2 separate regions of the Mus musculus genome follow, and region 1 is linked to region 2. Evidence: chromatin loops called from intact Hi-C (ENCODE). Cell type or tissue: heart. All regions are shown on one strand. Each heading gives the region's core, and the rest is flanking DNA. Links, peaks and the distances in the headings are about the cores only.

What was found. Hi-C counts contacts between places; a loop is a spot of excess contacts. Peaks named below come from ENCODE experiments on the same cell type or tissue, not always from the same donor. Only the 100,000 strongest peaks of a DNase experiment are listed, where the experiment ranks them.
Region 1: it touches region 2 in a loop (2.8-fold over the local background); 4 of 42 quality-filtered maps call a loop at or near these places.

What each region holds. Positions count from the first base shown.
Region 1 is chr8:88,194,847-88,204,120 of GRCm38, forward strand. It overlaps Tent4b (terminal nucleotidyltransferase 4B), which reads left to right and starts at 5,036. Exons shown (of 12, transcript NM_001372333.1): 1 at 5,036-5,656. The coding sequence starts at 5,058. In heart, for the core only: no CTCF peak of the experiment used is centred there; DNase peaks (open chromatin) are centred at 2,685, 4,305, 5,375 and 6,055; H3K4me3 peaks cover 3,401 bases; H3K27ac peaks cover 3,179 bases.
Region 2 is chr8:88,132,508-88,143,385 of GRCm38, forward strand. Cnep1r1 (CTD nuclear envelope phosphatase 1 regulatory subunit 1) reads left to right here. Exons shown (of 6, transcript NM_029074.3): 6 at 1,281-2,690. The coding sequence ends at 1,322. Heatr3 (HEAT repeat containing 3) reads left to right here and starts at 5,378. Exons shown (of 15, transcript NM_172757.3): 1 at 5,378-5,650; 2 at 5,768-5,940; 3 at 7,385-7,472; 4 at 9,165-9,274. The coding sequence starts at 5,513. Mir7071 (microRNA 7071) reads left to right here and starts at 5,699; the gene lies at 5,699-5,767. In heart, for the core only: a CTCF peak has its summit at 5,896; DNase peaks (open chromatin) are centred at 5,334 and 5,794; H3K4me3 peaks cover 1,761 bases; H3K27ac peaks cover 1,100 bases.

The sequences.
Region 1 (9,274 bases), core at 1-8,000, 61 kb after region 2:
AGTACATCACATATCAGACATACAGCTGAACAAAATTGTCTGACTCCTTGGCCGCTGGGAAACAGAAGCAAGGCAGAGACACAAGGACAGAAGCCCATTACAGTTTGAATGCCACATACCCCTCACAGGCTTATGGGTTTGAACATTTACTAGATCTCCAGACAGTGATAGTGTTTGGGCAGGGCAGGCTATGAAACCTTTGAGACACGGGACCTAGCTAGTATAGATCCCTAGTATAGGTCACTGGGACCTAGCTAGTATAGATCCCTAGTATAGGTCACTGGGACCTAGCTAGTGTAGGTGGGTTACTAGGCATGGGCTTTGAGGTTTGTGTGGTCTGGTTCTAGCCTGCTTATCCTCTGCCTCCTGGCTCACCTGTGACATGACCACCCACCTCAGGTTCCCACTGAGCAAGACTGAGCTGTCTCTGTCACCACACCTTTCTCACCATCATGTGCTGGACCTTCTGAAGCCCAGAACCTAAAAAACCCTTCCTCCCTTAATGTGCTTCATTCAGGTGTCTTGTCAAAATGAATACACTGCCTATATCCTCTTTGAGGGCATGTCCCCATTTACCCAACTTCTTCTAAATAGGCTCTACATTTAAAGGGTTCTATCACTAATACCAGAGATCACTGTGTGTACTCTGTATTCTGTATTCTGTTCCTCTAGGGCCATTTTAAGGACCAAAGTCTGTATTGTGGTTTTCCAGAAAGACAGAAACATTATATACATACATACATACATACATACATACATACATACATACATACATATGTACATACATACATACATACATGTATATGTATGTGTGCATACATATATGTGCATATATATGTGTATATATATATGCATATATATGAATGTACATACACACAAGTATACATATACGTGTTTGTTTGATTGGTTTGGTTTTTCTGTTTTTTTTGTTTGTTTGTTTGTTCTGTTTTGTTTTTTCGAGACAGGGTTTCTCTGTATAGCCCTGGCTGTCTTGGAACTCACTTTGTAGACCAGGCTGGCTTCAAACTCAGAAATCCGCCTGCCTCTGCCTCCCAAGTGCTAGGATTAAAGGCATGTGCCACCATTGCCTGGCCATATACGTGTTTGTATACACACATACACATCTTTATTGCATTTAAAGGAAATGGTTCATAGGCTTAGAATTGTTGAAAAACTTGATGCTCTTCAATCTGCACCCTGGTGGTCCAGGAAAGCCAATGGTGCATCACTATGAACTGGAGGGCTAAAGGCCTCAGGTCCCAGTTGAGGGCATAAGTCTGATGTTCCAGCAGGAGCAACTAGGCACAGAGAGGGACTCTCTTTTCCCTTAGCTTATTATTTTTTTCCTATTCAGGCACTCAGTCGATGGCTGGTGAGACTGGGTGAGGTCTACTCACACTGCTCATCTCATTCACAGTCCCTGTCAGCCAGAGAGGAGTAATTTAATCATATACCGCCATAGATTTAGTCATAATGACAATTATTATGGGCCAGGTGGTGGCGGCACATGCCTTTAATCCCAGCACTCGGGAGGCAGAGGCAGGAGGATTTCTGAGTTCGAGGCCAGCCTGGTCTACAAAGTGAGTTCCAGGACAGCCAGAGCTAGACAGAGAAACCCTGTCTCGAAAAACCAAAAAAAAAAAAAAAAAAAAAAAAAAAAAGAAAAGAAAAGAAAAAGAGACAGAGCCTCTGACCAGGGCCTGGTGCCAAGAAGCCTAGGTTGACCTTGCTGTGCCTTATACAGGTTTTTTCTTTTCTTTTCTTTTCCTTTCTTTTCTTTCTTTTTTCTTTCTTTTTTCTTTCTTTCTTTCTTTCTTTCTTTCTTTCTTTCTTTCTTTCTTTTTTTTTTTTTTTCGAGACAGGGTTTCTCTGTATAGTCCTGGCTGTCCTGGAACTCACTTTGTAGACCAGGCTGGCCTTGAACTCAGATCCACCTGCCTCTGCCTGTTGAGTGTTAGGATTAAAGAAGTGTGCCTCTACTGCCTGACTATTCCTTTTTTTGTTTTGTTTTGTTTTGTTTTGTTTTGTTTTGCTTTGTTTTGTTTTAATGTGGGTGTTTAAGTCTTCATGCTTACATGGGAGGCACTTTACCTAACAAGCTATCTCTGGGTCAGATGATTTTTTTAAGGAATCTTTGAGAATATATACTCTAAGTGTCTATGCCACACATTCAATATTTAATTAAATCACTTTATTATTTTGTACACAAATCAGATTTCTACCTCAGGACCTTTGGACTTACTACTCCATCAAAGAAATCATTCTGTAAATGATCACGGCTTCGTCTCTTACCTAAGTCCTTCCTCAAATAACACTACCTCAGAGCAGCCTTCCCTGCTTAGCTCATCTAAAAATAGGATTCCTTTAGCCTGCTTTTTCCCCTTAGCACTGACCAGAGTGGGATTATATGCTTGCTTCACTCACTGGACACAAGGTCCATGAAGGCATGGACCTTATCAACATTGTTCTTTGCTGTATCCTCAGAACCTGGTATATAATTGCCTCTTGACATATTTGTTGAATTAATTGAATGGATTGAGTTTGAATATTTACCTCTCTTTGCCTCCTCATTCAGGCAGTAAATTCACGGAAAGCTGCCAAATACCCTGGTTGATTAACTTCTCTAAGGTCACTTTAACTTAGCTCTGTGTGGAGGATAGATAGCTCAGGATCTGCTGACAGCTTGAAGGAGTGGCTAAGTTACAGGCAGGACTGGGCCGACTGGGCAGGGTTGGGCAGCCAGCATTCCTTGCTGCTGCATGATATCCCTGAGGGTGGTAGCTCACCCACATTTGATTTGATTTTATTTTTGTTTTTGATTTTTGGGTTTTTTTTTTTTGTTTGTTTGGGGGGGGACGGGACAACAGGGTTTCTCTGTATAGCCCTGGCTGTCCTGGAAATCACTCTGTAGACCAGGCTGGCTTTGAACTCAGAAATCTGCTTGTCTCTGCCTCCCAAATGCTGGGACTAAAGGCATGCGCTACCATGCCCGGCTTACATTTGAATTTATAAAGTACTTTTACAATTTTTTATTTTTATGTACATTAGAGTTTTGCTTGCATGTAAGTCTGTGTTGTGTGTCAGATCCCCTGGAACTGGACAGTTGTGAGTTGCCATGTGAGTGCCGGGATTTGAACTTGGGTCCCCTGGAAGAGCAGCCAGTACTCTTAGAGGCTTTAAAGGTTGAGCCATCTCCAGCTCCTATAAAGTGCTCTTGTATATCATCTTATTTGATCATTTTTGCTAGCCTCTAGTAGTTCTTCACATTTGCTGAAAGAAAAAAAAATAGCTCACATACAACAAATAACTTTTGTTAAGGTACTATTGTAATGGAAAAAAAATTAAATATACAAAAATGTAAAAAAATACCAATGGCAGTGACTTATAACATGACATTTGCAGAAAAGTGCAAAATAACTGAATGTCTTGTATTTTGACATGTATTGTACAGAGACTTGGGGAAGAAATGGAAACATTTAATAGTGTGTCTTCACTTTCATGTGTGTGTGTGTGTGTGTGTGTGTGTGTGTGTCCCCGTCCGGAAAAGGAGGGCTTGAGTCTCAAGTTGTTATGTAGCTATGGATGGCCATGAATCGGAGATTCTCCTTTCCTGCTGAGGGTCTGGCACCAACCTCAGGGCATTTCGTGTGCTAAGCAAGCACTCTAATAGAGTTACAATTAGCTCAGCCAGTGGTCATTGTATTCTTTTTTTTTTTTTCCCCCTAAGAAAAAACGTAGAGCAATGATTCATTCTGTGACAAACAGATTTTTAATCCTTTGCAAAATAAGTAAATAAACAAAACCAATCACCACCACCCCAAACTTTCCAGGATATTGAACTGGGCACAGAGCCAAAACTCAAGTGTCAGTCAGGGACTCGGTTCTGGAATTTGCAGCGAGCTTGAAGCATGCGCACAGTAAGTGTTCTAGTCTTCTGGATAATGTTAATTACTGACAACCACCCCCTGCCCCCTTTTTGGTTATTTTTCGCGCCAGAAGAAAGCTACACAAATGGGCATTCTATGAAAAACGATCATTAACCGCAACGGTAGTGTGATTTTAGGTTTAAAAGGCTTCGAGTATTCTTAGTTATGAAAGTTGAGGGGCTTTGAGCTCGTAAGTGCACCTTGGAACAGCCGCGCTGTGTGGCCCTCCAGCCGGGCAGCGGTGCCAGCACTCGCGACCCAGAGGCCGCTGAGACCGCTCCGGAACCGAGATGCGCGTGCAGCCGCGTGCTAACCCGGCCCTTGAGCGGAAGCCCGCCCTTCTCGTGCTCGCGCGGCGCGCGGCCAGGAGCCCCGGGGCCGCGCCGGGACCGAGGGGCGGAGCCGGCGGTCCGGAGCGGGGTGGGCGGCGCAAACCAGTCACTTTCCGCGGAGTCGGCAGCCGCCTCGTGTGCCTCGGCGGCGCTTGAGCGGCAACAGAGTCCTGCGGCGGCGCGCGCGTCCGAGGTGCCCGGAGGCCCAGGTACGTGCGACCCCAGCTAAGCTAGCGCGGGACGGTTGACCAGGCGGTTGCGGCCCCGCTGCCTGCAGCCTGCCGCGGCCTCTGTGACGCGCGGTGCGGCCTCGGGGAACCCGCGGACGGCTGGCAGCAGGGACGGGGCGGGGCGAGCGCGGCGGCGGGGCAGGCGGAGCGGAGCGAGGGGCGGAGCCGGCGGAGGCCCCGCCCCGGGGCCGAGCAGCACGGACGCTACGGAGCAGGCGCGTCCCGCTGCCGCCGCCGCTGCCGCCGCCGCCGCCGCTGCTGCTGCCGCCGCCGCCACCACCGCCGCCGCCGCTCGCCCTTCTCGGGATCCGCCGCCGCCATTTGCACGGGAACCCCGGTGACAGGGGCTCGGCGGAGGGGCGGAGGGAGGGGGGAGGGCCTGCGAGCCCCGAGGGCGGGAGCGACGCCGCCGGCGCCGGCCAGGCTCCCTGCGCTACCGCGCCGCCCGTGGCGGAACCCGGGTGGCAGCGGCGGCGGCGGCCGAGGGCGGGCGTGCGCCTGAGGCAGCGGCGGCGGCGGCGGCCCTGCGGGCGGCCGGGAGGGGCGGGGGCAGCGGCCGCCGCCGTTTGATGGATCCGAGGATCGCCTGGTTCCAGCCAGAGCAGCTCGGACCGTCCAATAGTCTGTGGATGCAGATCTGGGAGACGACCCAGGGGCTGAGGAACCTCTACTTCAACCACCACTGTCACAGCAGCGGCGCGAGCAGCGCGAGCGGCGGGAGCGGCAGCGGCCCCGGCAGCCCCGGCGGCACGGCCCCGGCCCCGGCCGGCATGTTCCGCTCGGGGGAGCGCCCACTGGGCGGCCTCGCCGTGCCCGCGGAGCAGCGGGACTTCCTGCCCCTGGAGACGACCAACAACAACAACAATCACCACCAGCCGGCGGCCTGGGCACGGCGGGCATCGGCGGGCCCCTCGGCGTCGCCGGTCCCATCGGCTCCCTCGTCCCCGCGACCGGCGGCCGCACTCCCCGCCTCCGAGTCTACCGACCCGGCCTCGGGCAGCAGCAACAAGAGGAAACGTGACAACAAGGCCAGCACCTACGGACTCAACTACAGCCTGCTGCAGCCCAGCGGAGGGCGCGCGGCCGGAGGCGGACGGGCGGACGGCGGCGGGGGCGTGTACAGCGGGACCCCGTGGAAGCGACGGAACTACAACCAGGGAGTCGTGGGGTGAGTGCTGGCGTCGTGGCCTGCGTCTTGGAGGGTCGGCACACCCGCACAGCGGGGAACACGCCCACAGGCGGGAGGGGGGGATGATGGGTGGGGGATGGGGAGCCCCAGTGGGGCCTCCAGAGCATCGGTGGCCATTCATTCCTTCATAGCTTGACCAGTCTCGGTGGACCTTTCTTTGGAATTCCTTTGGAAAAAGTGGAGCTATCCTCTCCTTTTCGTAGTCATCTCTACCTTCCTCCTCTCCTAACTGTCCACACCTTCCCGATGCATTCTTGCTTGTCCTTCTCCTGGATCTTTCTATGCTCTAGAATTCAGCCTGCCCTCTGATCCCTTTCTGTCCTCCACACCTTGCTCCCCACCACCACACCCCAAGATGAAGCCCCTTAGCATCGGGCTAGTTAACTTCCTGAGAACGTTTCTGCCTTAGCGTCTTTAGATGTTAGGACCAGGAGGTGCTCTTCTTGCCAAGAATAGAAACATCCAGAATGCTCCTTCCCCTCCCCCAGTCCACGACGAAAATCTCCTCAGCCCTGAAAGACACTGCCTGCTCTTGATCCTTTGGCCCATCTTTTATATTTACTTAAGGAAAAAAAAAAAAAAAGCCAGTGTTTGCCATGTCTGTCGTGAGCAGAAAGCACTGAGTGACAGCTAGCTTGAAGTTGTCATAGATGGTGAGCTTTTCTGAGCCCTGACAGAACTTTGCAGGAGTTCATGGTCGGCAGCTTCTCACTGTGAGGTTGTCACTGTGGCAGAGGTAGCAGTGGTTTTCATTTAGGGGTGCTGGTGTTAGTGTGTGAATGTTGCACCACCGGTGACTTTGTGTTTAAAGTTCAGCTCTTACAAAATGGAATCTTACCTGAGCCCTAGTGAATTATGTACATAAGCTGGGAATGTTTCCAGCCTGCTTTTCCTTTGGGAAGAGCCCCTGTGTTGGCTGGATTAGGTTACTGAGTCTTTTCTTCTCGTTCTTTTTTTTTCCCTTTTCATAAACTTATGCTTTTGGATTTTGGTGTAGTGTGTGTGTGAGAAGTGTAGAGTGTGGTTTGTGTAGCTCCAGTATGGAAAACCAGCTCTGAAGGTTTTTGAGGGCAGTTTCTCGTTTTCAGGTACTGATCTGTAGTTAGGCCTCAGGAAATCAATCAGTAATCCCGTGTGAACTTTCTTAGACTCACCCAGTCAGCTCTGCCCTGGTTTTGGCAAGGAGAGATAGTTGTGTGTACCTTTTTGAAGGTTTGGTAAAATGAGTTGGTGGGTTCCATCTGCTGTAGTGGGCTGGTGTCTGCTCAGTACACTACTATTACAACTCCCACCTTTTATGGAAAAATGCAGTCATGTGGTTCAGGAGTGATGCTGGGGAATGCCTCATAGCTGCCCTCGTTTTCCAGAGGAGATCCTTCCTGGCTCAGGCATTTTTGCCAGCTTCAAGGGCGCTCTCCATGGTCATCACCTTACATTAAAGATTTGTGGTTCCATCCTGTTAGCCTTCCCATGGCAAACATAAACCTGTGGTTTAGTGGCAACAACTTAATGCTGAGGGTTCTGGTGGTCTTGTCTTCCTCGAGTGAGCTCTGCTTAGGTAATCACTGTCAAATAATACCTGGAAGGTCCCTAGCTGCATTTCACTGATGCCTCTGGTCTGTTTCTAGAAAAGATATGCTATAAATCCAAAGTGCTGGCTGCCCCTTAATCCTGAAAAAGTTCCCACGCAGAAGCTTCGGATACTGCCTTGCCCTCAGAAGGATCAGGGAGGAATGTTCACTTCCCTGAGGGATTACTGCTTAAAAACTGATTGTAAACTTGCTAAGCGGCTTATCACTCCATCAGACTTGTATTCTTACCCTGAAGAAGACGGCAGCAGTTAGGAGTGGCCCTCCTAGTGTGAGAGATGCAGTGAATAGTTCCTAAGGTTTGTTAAGAGACTCTGGGTTTTCAGTGATTCCATTCCTTTCCGATCTTCGTGGTCCAGTTTCTTAGCTTTTAAGGGAGTTTAGTTATTAAAATTTTCATTTACTTATTGTGTGTGTGTGTATATGCATGTGTTCACATGCATGTGTGCACATATGTGCCAAAGTAAGCGAGTGGAAGTAACAGGACAGCATATTGGGAGTTGGCATTCTTCTTCAGGGTCTTGTAGATTGAACTCAGTTCACCAGTGCTTGATGGCAAACAGCTTTTTCTGATGAGCCATCTTGCCAGCCTAGTTTTGCTTTTTTTTGTTTTTGTTTTTGTTTTTGTTTTTGTTTTTGTTTTTAAGAGACAGGGTTTCTCTGTGTAGCCCTGGCTGTCCTGGAACTCACTGACTGGCCTTGAACTCAGAAATCTGCCTGCCTCTGCCTCCCCAAGAGCTGGGATTAAAGGTGTGCGCCACCACCGCCTGACAGTTTTGCTATTTTAGTTACAGGTATTTAAACAGTAGGACTTCTGAGTGTACCTCAGTATGGTGCTATTCATTATGTGACAGAACTTTCCCTGGGGAGACATAACATACATGTCTACTCACTTTAGATAGGGAACTCAAAACAGACTTAAGTGTGAATACCATAAAAGCCAAAACTTGGTGAAATCTGACTTTTTGGGGGGTTACTTAAAGGAATATGGGTGAAAGGTTACTTAAAGGAGCCAGAAATGACTCAGACATCTGCATCACCAAAGCCTATCCAGCTCTCAAAGCTAGGGACCTGGAGCACATGGCACAGACCGCAGGCAGCTAAATAGGTAGACAGTGTCCTTTCTAGGTGCCTCAGTTTGTCTAAAACTCCTCCAGGTTTTTTCTGCTTCCAGGTATCCAGCTGGTCCCTGAGTTGTCATTGCAGCTGAGCTCTGCTCTTCTGAGTGGGTCTCTCAGCTTTGTTTGTTTGTTTGTTTGTTTGTTTACTTTTGCATGGAGTGGCACAGTGAATCTGGTTAGTTTCAGGGATATCCAAGCTGTTTTGAGTTGTTTACCTCCCTGTTTAAGGAGCTTCTTTGTAGAATAAAGATTTCAGTCTCAGAATACAGCACTGTTCAGAGGTCCAGCACTGTTCGGACATTAAATGTAGTGTGACTCTTAGCAGTATCTCCCACGTCCTGAGGTTTAACTGGTACCCTGCTGGTAGAAGAACAAATTCTCGTGCCTGCATTCTTGAGTGGACTCTCCAGGTAGGGACTCAGGACATGGCAGTAGAACTCTGTCCTTTATGCCTTTGGGCTAGTGGCTGACAAACTCCTGAGTTTTCATTAAGAGTTTGAAGCCAACTCTTAAAGGTGTCCAGGCTCTTGAGTCTTTTGGTTTCCCCTAACATGCTTCATGTTCTTGCAAGTGCAAGATCCTGTTTAACCCTCTTTATGTACGTATCCCCTTGTATTCACTGGATAGACACTCTCAGTAGCCCAGTGGGGCATCACTTGTATGGTACCTTAGGTTTCATCTCTAGTAATCCCACAAAAGGGGAAAAAGGTGGAAGAGGAGGAGGAGGAGGAAGATGAAGAAGAAAGGAAGGAAGGAAAGAAACAAATATTTGGATTTCATCCTAAAGTCTCTCTCTCTCTCTCTCTCCCTCTCTCTCTCTTTTTTAAATGAAATTACTCTGGATTTAGTTACTGTCTCTCAACCTTTGCCCCCTGAAGCCGTAAACC
Region 2 (10,878 bases), core at 1,440-9,439:
AGGGTTTCTCTGTGTAATAACCTTGGCTGTCCTCAATTTGTAGACCAGGGTGGCCTCAAACTCATAGAGATCCTCCTGCCTTTTCCTCGGAAGTGTAGGGAGTACGGTCATGCTCCATCTCAACCAGCAGCCATGTTTGCTCTAACTGCTGAGCAGTGTCTTCAGCTACTAAGTTTACTTTTTTGTTTGTTTCTCAAAACAGGGTTTCTCTGTGTAGCTCAGACGGTCCTGGAACATGCGCTATAGAACATGCTTGTCTTGAACCTCGAGAGCTGACTACCTCTGCCTCCCAAGTGCTGGCATTAAAGGCATGTGCCACCACCACACAGCCCTTTAGTTTACTTTTTAACTTAAGGAAATAAAAACTTTATGTGGAAAGAAGCATTTTGTCAAAATAATTTTATGTATTATAAATAAAATTTACTTTAATAAGATATAAAAATCACGACGCTTGGGAGGCAGAGCCAAGTGGATCTCTTTGAGTTCCAGAGGCCAGTCCAGGTCAGCTAAGGCTATATAGTGAAAACCCTGTCTCAAACAAAAATACACCAAATCTATAAAAGTTGCAGTTTCTAGTTAGTGTAATTTTTTTTTAATGCCCTCACACTCCCCCTTTTTGGTATTTTCCTCAACATTTCCTGTGTTTTATAAAACATTTTTATTTAAACTAGTTTTATTTCAAGTACTTACCTACGTAAGGCTAGTGGCAGCCTAACTGGACAATGTTACCATAAAGCATTTGACAATCATAACAGACATCAGGACAAGTGTGGATGATGCTGGGTGTAGTGATGTAGTGTTAATCCTAGCGACTGATAGGCAGGGGAGATCAGAGGACACATATCATAGGAATCATTTGTCTCCTTCCACATTTGGGCCCTGGGATTGAACAAAGGTTGTCAGACTTGTGAGTAGGATCCTCTGCTGCCTGAGCCATCTCACTGGCTCCACCAAATACCCCTTTTAAAAGAAGTGTTTTTACCTTTTTATTTATTGATAGATGGATGGTGTGTATGTTTTTGTGTGTGTGTGTGTGTGTGTGTACACGCACATATGCACAACGTAGTGCCCATGGGAAAGAGAAAGCTATGGTGTATGGGGTAGGTAGTTCTTTGCTTCTATCATAATTGGTTTTGGCTGAACTCAGGTTATCAACCTTGGCAACAAGTGCCTTTTCCTGATACACCATGGTCCTAAAATGGCTTTAAAAGTTCAAAAATAACTGGTGGTATTTTAAATAGAATTGTGAACTGACTTCTTTTTCCTTTTCTTTTCTACAGACAGGAAAGCTAATTTTGAAACCTAGACCTCATGTTCAATGACAGTCCGCACTGTTGCTAGAGAACCTAAACCAGTCTTTTCTCAAGTGAGTGATACAGCAAAATGCCATAGAGGATTCCTTTTGGAGTCGGACATGTGACGGTTTAGCAGCAACTGACAAGAAGTGTGCAATATTGGCCCAGATGATGTTGATGATGCTGGCTGAGCTCGCAGCGCCTCAGTACCTTTGATTACCTGTGTTCAGTATTAGTGTCACTTCAGCACTTCAGCCCCTGCACAGAACTCTGCGGATGAAGTATGTGGGTATTACTAAGTTAAACTTAGAAACCAAACCTCCTTCAGTTTTTATAATGTATTTTTGCAAACTATTGTAAATAGCAAATCAATGCCAATGTTAAACCAAGAGGAAAATGTTTGGACTTTGTTCTCCTGCACCAGTATTTGAGGAACCATCTGCTTGACATCTCCACAGCTCCTTAAACTGGCTATTACGTGTGCCTTTCATTCATAATGCCTCTTCCCATTGCACTGCAGGAACAACATCAAATTCCACTTAGACTGAGCAAATCTCATCTCCATTATGTTGAAAAATTTATAGATGTTTTGACAATTTTTGTTAAGCCTGATACTAGATTCTGGCAACTATTATACTTTTCAGTAAATTGTTTTCATTTAACACTAAATTACTTTTTAAAAAAAAAAAATTTAAAAACACCCCAAACTCTTCTGAATGTACAAGTTAAAAAATTATGTATTATCTGGGAATTTGACAGTCCTTATTTCAGGTGACTGGATTTTATGCTGTGGTAGACGTGTTACACTAATACCGTCCTGGTGTAGCTGATGGGCCCCGTCCATCACTAGTAACACAGAACCACACTACAAACCAGAGCCTGCAGCTCTCTCTGCTGGAGAGTGTTGATGGCATACTGTGTATGCGCAACAGCCACGTGTACTACAGTAGCCCTTAAAATAAAACTGTCGGAATTGCTGTAAATGCTTAAAGTACTAGAGGTGCCTTTTACCTGTTTATTAGAAGATTTTGAGAAAGTTAAATTATTTCATGAGCAATATGTTAAATTTCATCCAACATTAAACTAAATTTGAATAACAGGACAAAATCGTTTAACAAAGCTGCCATTTAACTTACATGTATTCATCTCTACTTTCCTGGGTATAAAATCACATTCTTTGAATTGCAGCAATAAAACCCTCTGCTTCTAAGAACTCTCTAAGAGGGTATTCTATGTGTTTTGCATTGTTTCATTTTCTGTAAATTTTGTAGGTAAATATGTGTATAAAAATAAATACTTTATATATAACTAGTGGTTAGAGATTTTCTTTGGTTTATTGTGTCTGCAACTATAAAAAAATAAACATATTCTAAGTATCAGATACAAGCTAACTCCAAATTAGATATTTTCCTTGAGCTTTAGCTTTATGTGTATGAGAGTTCTTCCTTTATGTATATCTGTGTACCAGTTGTGTGCCTATGGCCTGTGCAAGTAGGAAAGGAACATCAGCTCCCCTGGAATTGGAGTTACAGATGGTTGTGAGCCACCATGTGGGAACTAGGAATTGAACCCCAAACCTCTACAAGAACAGCCAGTGCTTTTACTGCTTCTTACCCGCTAGGCTATCTCCAGCTCCTATTTTATTGTAATTCTGCCTTGTAGACCAAACAGTTGCAGGTATGGCAGTTGTAGACTATTAGCCTTCCTCATGCCTTATTCATGATCTAATAGTGATTGGCTTTTACTCAAGAAACACATCATTTTTTACATTTGTTACATGGCTCTTACAGACTTGAATTGGGAATTTCCTCCAAGAGTATAAAGCCAAAGAAAAATTTAAGGCCCTTAGGGTTGGAATTCCTTTGAGTGTTTGATTAGAACCTGGTTCTTCTCCCCTAGAAGAGATATAATTGGATATACATGTAAAGTTGGCTTGTGTGCTCTGCAAGAGTAGCCAGTGCTGAGCCATCTCTCCAGCCTCAGAATAATTATCCTTTTGGTTTGTTTGTTTGCTTGCTTTGTTTTTTCATGACTGGGTCTCATTATGTAGCCCTGGCTGCTGTCCTAGAGCTCACTATGTAGACCAGGCTGGCCTTGAACTCACAGAGATCTTCCTGCCTCTCCATCCAGTCAGTATAAGTATTAAACATGCACATCTACAGTAACTTTGTTAGCGGCAGCCTAGAGCTACAATGCTCTGTAAAACCCACGATGCCAGGACCAGGCTATAGCTATTATTTCTAGCTCCTCGAGCAGTCCCTAAGGCATAGCAAGTAAGCACTTTGACTTGAGCGAGCAGATAGACTTGCTTGAGGATGAATGAATCGTGTGGAGTGGACTGGGCAGCAGACCATTTGAGAGCAACTTTTCAGAGCTGGCAGCATTTACATAATCAGCAAAGTGGGAGGTAAGTGACAGTGAGAGCAACGGGCTAATGCCAGACTGTTCTGAAGACACGCAACGCAACTTCCCTTTCAGAAGTAAGTTTCTTTTTTGAAGCAATCAAAATGGTTCTCACTCCTTTGATGTTTCACAAACTTTAAAGTCTGTGAATAGAGAAGCATCTCCTTTTTCATATGATCTTGGTGAATCTGGCTTAGTTTTTCAGATGACTACATAATCACAGTGGAGAGCAGTGTGAGACAGGGCAGTAGCAGGTTGAAGGAGCAGATGCTCTAGAGCCTTATTGCACGCTGCTAATACAGAGTCTAATGCACCTTTCCTGCACGGAGCTCCCAGGCTAGCAGGGACAGCATATAGGGATAGCTTTTCTGTTTGCACACTTTGGAAACTCTGGCACTGGAACTCAGGGCCTGGCACTTGCTAGGCAATCACTCGTTTGCTGAGGCTCATTCCTGCACACATTTGATGACAGGGACAATTCAGAGATAACTGCCACACAAAATACATGAAGGGCCCATGGTGATGTGTCTGCTGGGACAGCAGGAGAATGAGGACACTAAACCAGGCCCCATAAGTGGGGCATTTTTAAATATCTCCCATTTCCAGAATACATCCCTACCTATAACAGAAGGAATTTTAAGTAGATCTGAGAATATGCCCCAGGTGATAGCCAAATGATCAGTTCAAGGAACGCTAAACTTAAGCTATCCTTTGCCCAGGCCTAAGACTAGTTCAGGAGAGCTCCAGGAAGACAGAGGAGGCTCCCTGGTTTATAGAGGACGTGCTGGTAGCATGAAGCAGAATGCCATGATGTCAAACTCTGAAGTGGCTTTTACAGCTACAGGCTGGTGAGATGGCTCAGCAGTTAAGAGTGCCGACTGCTCTTCCAAAGGTCCTGAGTTCAAATCCCAGCAACCACATGGTGGCTCACAACCATCCGTCACGAAATCTGATGCCTACTTCTGGAGTATCTGAACACAGCTACAGTGTACTTACATATAATAAATAAACAACTACAGGACTCCACCAAAAGTTTTTAGAAAATATACTTAAGAGTCTCTTTTAGGAAGGCTATATTTCAAACAGATGTTTGAAAAAAAATAGTAACCTTTAAAAAAAAAGGATGAAATGATTCGGCAAATAAAGGCATTTGCCATGCAAACCTGAAAAATCAGAGTTTGATTCCTGGAACTGTTGTTGATGGAAAGAACCAATTCCTCAGAGGAGTCCTCTGATCTCCACCCGAATGAGGCAGCACGTGTGCCTACACATATACCACACATTTTAAAAAAAATTATTAGACAAATATTTTATGAGAAACTTTTTTATGTTGTCTCAGTCCCTAGCACAATGAAATGACTGGCTGAAAGTCACTAGGCTTCTTCTAAAACTATTACCTATGGGTGGCTGAGGAATGGCTCCTAAGAATGGTAAAGAAAGTACTGAGATTAAAGTCAAGATCCACCACCATCTTGCTGGCTGAACTTGCCTTTCGTACAGTTGAATTTCTGTAGAAGCCTTACGTTTGTACGATGGAAATGAGATGGGTGTGTTAACATTCCCAGGGACATCCAGGGCTCCACCCATTGTCAGGGATGGCCCCGCCCACATCACATTACACGCACGCGCAGTCCCTGCTCCCGCCCTCTGCGCAGGCGTGCTGCTTTTCCATGTGTGCTCAGGCCGTCACATTGGACCCGCTGAGGGGAGACGCCAAGTAACGTCGAGCCTGGAAGTCGCCACGGGCCCGGTGGGCCCCAACGACGGCTGCTGCAGTCGTCCTCTTCTGGTCTGTCACTGCAGCCTCCGTCGCCATGGGTAAGAGTCGGACGAAGCGCTTCAAGCGACCTCAGTTCTCCCCTATCGAGAGCTGTCAGGCCGAGGCGGCGGCCGCGTCGAACGGGACTGGGGACGAGGAGGACGATGGGCCCGCGGCGGAGCTTCTGGAGAAGGTGGGACGAGGGCATGGCCAGGCTCGGGCGGCGGGCGGCCGGGGGCCCGGGGGCCCGGGAGCGAGGTGCTGCAGCGCGCGTGCTCACTACGCGACTCTGACGTCTCGGTTCCCGCAGCTCCAGCACCCGAGCGCCGAGGTCCGCGAGTGCGCCTGCGCGGGACTGGCCCGGCTAGTGCAGCAGCGGCCCGCACTACCAGACTTAGCCCGTCGGGATGCTGTGCGCCGGCTCGGGCCGCTGCTGCTGGACTCGAGTCTGGCGGTAAGGGAGACGGCGGCCGGAGCTCTGAGGTGAGCCCGAGAGGGCCCGAGGCAGTGTCCCTGCGAGCAAACAAACCTGGGACACCCTCGCCCGATGCATTCTCTACTTCTGGGGGAATAATAACATGCCAGTTAGCTCAGGTTTGCAGTGGATGGAGATGTGAATTCATGCACCGAAGGACCCCGGGGCTCACACACTTTTTGTTGTATCCACCTGGCGCTTCACCAACCATCAAACCTCATGCACATTTACCCCATCTCAAAACCCACCATAGAGTCCCTGATAGGATAGTCTTTCAGTCTGGGCTCCAAGTACAGCTGACATTTCAGCATGTAAGATCTCTTTGCAGGCGCTCCACTGAGAGGGTGTCTGGAAACTGTCAAAAAGACTGGGCTGAATTTCAGTAAAATTTAGACCTTCTAGCATGGTGGCACAGACCTTTAATTCCCGCACTAGGGAGGCAGAGGCAGGCAGATCTCTGAGTTTGAGGCCAGCCTGGTCTACAGAGTGAGTTCCAGGACATCCAGGGTCACCCAGAGAAATCCTATCTCAAAAAGGCCAAAAAGCAAAAGCCACTCTAATGAACTGTAGAGAGGACAGAAAGTTAGTATTTGTGCTCTTACAGATTTGCCTGTGTGTATTGTTTCAGTCTAATAAATATTGGATGGAGCACCTGTGTGCCAGCCACTGGACGAGGCCAGTTCAAGGCCACCTTGAACTACTTAGTGAGTTCCAGGACAGCCAGGGCTGTTACACATAGAAGCCCTGTCTTGAAAAAATCAACCAACCAACCAGATAAATAAACAAATCTTAAGTCTATTGAGTAAGATTAGTGTTAAGAATATATTGATTATTATTAACCAAATAATTACTATATGTATAAATACAACTAGTAGTAATTGCAGAGACTACTATTAGGGGTATGATGGTTTGAATAAGAATGTCCCTCATAGGCTTATGTATTTGACCACTTAGTATTGAGTTCTCCTATTTGAGAAAGAATAGGAGGTGTGGCCTTGCTGGAGTACGCGTGGGTTTGTTAGAGGAAGTATGTCACTGAGGGTGGGATTTGAGGTTTCAGAAAGCCCACACCAGGCCCAACATCTTTGTCTATGATCAAGATACAGCTCTCAACTACTGCTCCAGTGCCATGCATGTCACCATGCTCCACGATGACAATGGACTAAGGCTCTGAGACTACAAACAAGCCTCCAGTAAATGCTTCCTTTATAAGGGTTGCCCTGGTCATGTTGCCTCTTGAAAGCAACACAACAGTGTAAGACAATGAATTATTTGATGTGCTGAGGACCAGGACAGTTGAAAATCTGTAGGCTTGCTCTCTAGCATATAACAAATACAGTTTTGTTTTGTTTTTTCCTGTGGAAAACCTTAACTGTGGTTAGACATACAGGGCTTAGCAGCATTTTGTGAGATGTGACTTGAAAGTAAAATGTGTTTACATTTCTTATGTAGAAACCTCAGTGCTTGTGGAGGTTTTGACGTTTGTGATGACATGGTGGCAAAGGACATCATGACGCCCCTGGTGGCACTACTGAGAGAGGTATGTGGCATTTAACATAGCCTGAGTGATGACTTCTGTGTGGTTTTTAGGAGACAGGTTTAGGAGGTTTTTTGTCTGTTTGTTTTTTATTTTTCAATACTTTGGTGTCGTCTTATGTGTCCCTTTAAATACCCTGTGACAATTTTATTTTTTCCCCTGGAAACTCGGTACAAAGGCCCCAGTAATACCAATCTCTATTATTTGTGTCTCTGCCACCTTTATGATTAGAAGAGCCCTTTCTAAAGATATGCACACTTACCCCCTTAGAACTCAAGCCCGTTCCCTGACTGCTCACTCCTGTGTGCCTGTCATTTAATCTTCACAGTGGTCCTATGGGACAAGTCTTTTTTCCCTTTCTTTTTTGTGGTGCTGGAAATGGAACTCAGATCTTTGTGCCTCCCACCAGGCAGGTGCTTTAGCACCACCCATCTGTATCCAAATCCAAGGCAGGTGTTCTTATACTAGTTCATACTGTGCTGATGGGCCCAAGGACAGACGTTATGAACTTACAAAGACTATGTTAGACTCATTGTTACGTGTTACATGTACATTCATGTTACATGCTGTAGCTCATTGGCTAAGGACACTGGACTCTTGTATTCCTCTCAGTCTGCCATGCCTTTTGTCCGTTTTACACTGATGCTATGAGACCTTGGTCAGTGCTCCCTTACAAGCAGTGCTGCTGCGCTGCAGGTGGCTGTGCCATGGGGACACCCAGTTGGGTAGAGATCAGGGATGCTGTAGAACTTCCTTCCTTGCAGAGGGCATTCTCCCATTAGACGTCTAAGACTCAGAAGACCTTTTAGAGAGTGCCCTGTTCTGTGCTAGGAAGCAGCCCTGCACAGAGGTCGGGGCTCCAGTTGGAGGCTAGAATGTCTGCAGCTAGAGCCCAGCTTTACCATACACTCAGCTGTGTCTTCAGGAGCCTCTTTTATCTTATTTTCATACGAATATTGGGAGGTTAAGGTTAATAGTTGAGCTGCTTCAAGTTTGTTGTGAGGATTAACTAGTAAATATATGTAAAATGCTCAGAATAGTACTTAGGGGATGTTGTACAGATATTAACTATTGTATTCCTTTGTCATTCTGTTTCTTTTAATATAAATTAATTATTCTTTTATATATATATATATATATTTATTTATTCGCTTTAAATCAGCACCCTCTGTCATTCTGACTTTTACTATATTAGGGGAAATACGTTGTATTGGTCTTATACTTTCATGTAAAGTGTGGGACAAATAACATCATTCCTTGACAACCTTTCTTATCTGTGTTTCTTGCCAAAGGGATGTATTATTTTTTTAAGTTTTTATTGTTTTTATTTATGTATGTCTGTGTGGAGTGAATGCTGTGTGTATGCAGGTACCTTCAGAGGCTATCAGATAGCGTGGAGCTGTAGTTACAAGTGGTTGTGTACCAATTGATGTGGATACTGAAAACTTAGCCTAGGTTTCCTGCAAGAGCAGTGCAAAACCTTCCTCTGGACAGACAGAGTGCTCTTAACCACTGAGTCATCTCCATGCCCAAGGGATGGACCATGTAGAGAACTGTACCTGTAACCATTGATGTAATTGTTAACTAACCCCTATCATTTCTGGGGTTTTTAAGGTTATAATTCTTTACTATTACTATCTTTTTTGCTTAATTATTCTTTTGAACCTAGGTGCTAATTATGATGTTTGGTTGCAGTGTCTCTCTGGACTGGATTCAAATGAGATGTCTCCACAGGAGAAAGCTGATAAGAGAAATCCTGTAGAGAGCATAGCCAATGAGGCTGTGAATGTGCTGTGGAATGTGTGGTAAGTGCTTTCTGAGGTCAGTCTCCTGTTGTGTCACTGCCCAGCCTGTGGTGCTCTCTGTTAAACTGTAGGCCCCGCCCACAGATGCTTGCTACTTTAGTTGATGGGGCAATCTGATGACTTGAGATTCATCCTAATCAGCATAGTGTACACCTGCTTTGGTATCTGGAATGAAAAGGGACCACGAACATTGGCTGATGTTGTTGTCCACTGTTCTAATAGTGACTGTTTGAACGGGAAGTAAATTCCCAAGAGGAACTCTCTTCGAATGAAGAGGAACAAGGCTGCTTCTCTTCCCTGTCGCTGGCACTGGTTAGGTTAGAGTGGACCATGCCTAGGAATGAAACAGAGCTTAGAAGCACTTCTTAAGCTTGGTTTTATGCCCATAATTATAGCAGTGTTATCGTTTCTTGTTTTTTTGTTTTTTTTTTTTTTTTGGTTTTTCGAGACAGGGTTTCTCTGTGTAGCCCTTGCTGTCCCGGAACTCACTTTATAGATCAGGCTGGCCTCGAACTCAGAAATCCGCCTGCCTCTGCCTCCCGAGTGCTGGGATTAAAGGCATGCGCCACCACCGCCCGGCAGTGTTATCGTTTCTTATATTCAGTTGGGAACAATTAAAATAGTGACCTGAAAGCAGTGTCTCTTAGACTTTAATATTGAGGTAGATCTTGAAAAGCTGCCTACATACCAGTCTGAGTCTGCTTATAATTTCATCTTAAACCAGTAATACTGGCAAAGATTTGAGAAAATGGCTTTTTCCCCTTTTATTTTTAGTTTTTCTTTTTCTTTTTTTGTTTGTTCCTTCCTTCCTTCCTTCCTTCCTTCTCTCCCTGCCTCCCCTTTAGCCCCAGGATCTTACTGTGTAATTTTGGCTGATCTTGAATTCATGTTCCTCTGTCCTTGGCCTTCTGACTGCTGGGATTGCAAACTGGCTATAAGAAATGGCACATGAGCAACTGATAGGTGTTTTTCTGTGCGCCATAAATCTTTTACTTTCTATAATTTTGTTGTTTGGAGCCCTGGGCCTCATGGCTGCTAGCACTAAACATGTTTAGCATTGTGCTTTTTCTCCTGTTGCTAGAAGATCACTGAGCTTGAAATTTGATTGATTGATTGGTTGGTTTTTTGGTTTTTCGAGACAGGGTTTCTCTGTATAACCCTGGCTGTCCTGGAACTCACTCTGTAGACCAGACTGGCTTTGAACTCAGAAACCTGCCTGCCTCTGCCTCCCGAGTGCTGGGATTAAAGGAGTGCGCCACCATGCCCGGCTGAACTTGAATCTTTAAATTTTCTTTAAGTTACATATATGTGTGTGGGTACATACATATGAGTGCTGGGCCCTTCCAGGGCAGAGACCTGGAGTTGGCTGTGAACCATCTGATGATGGTGCTGGCTATCAAACTTGGGTCTTTACAGAAACAACACTTAGTCTTGGCTGCTGAGGCATCTTTCCAGCTTTTATTTTATTTTTTGAGACAGGAGTAGGCCGGGTTAGCCTAGGGCTTGCCATGTAGCAAAGGATGGCCTTGAATTCCTCTCTCCTGTTTTTATTCCCACGTCCTGGCCTTACAGGTGTGGGCTACCACATGTGGCTTGAACTGGGA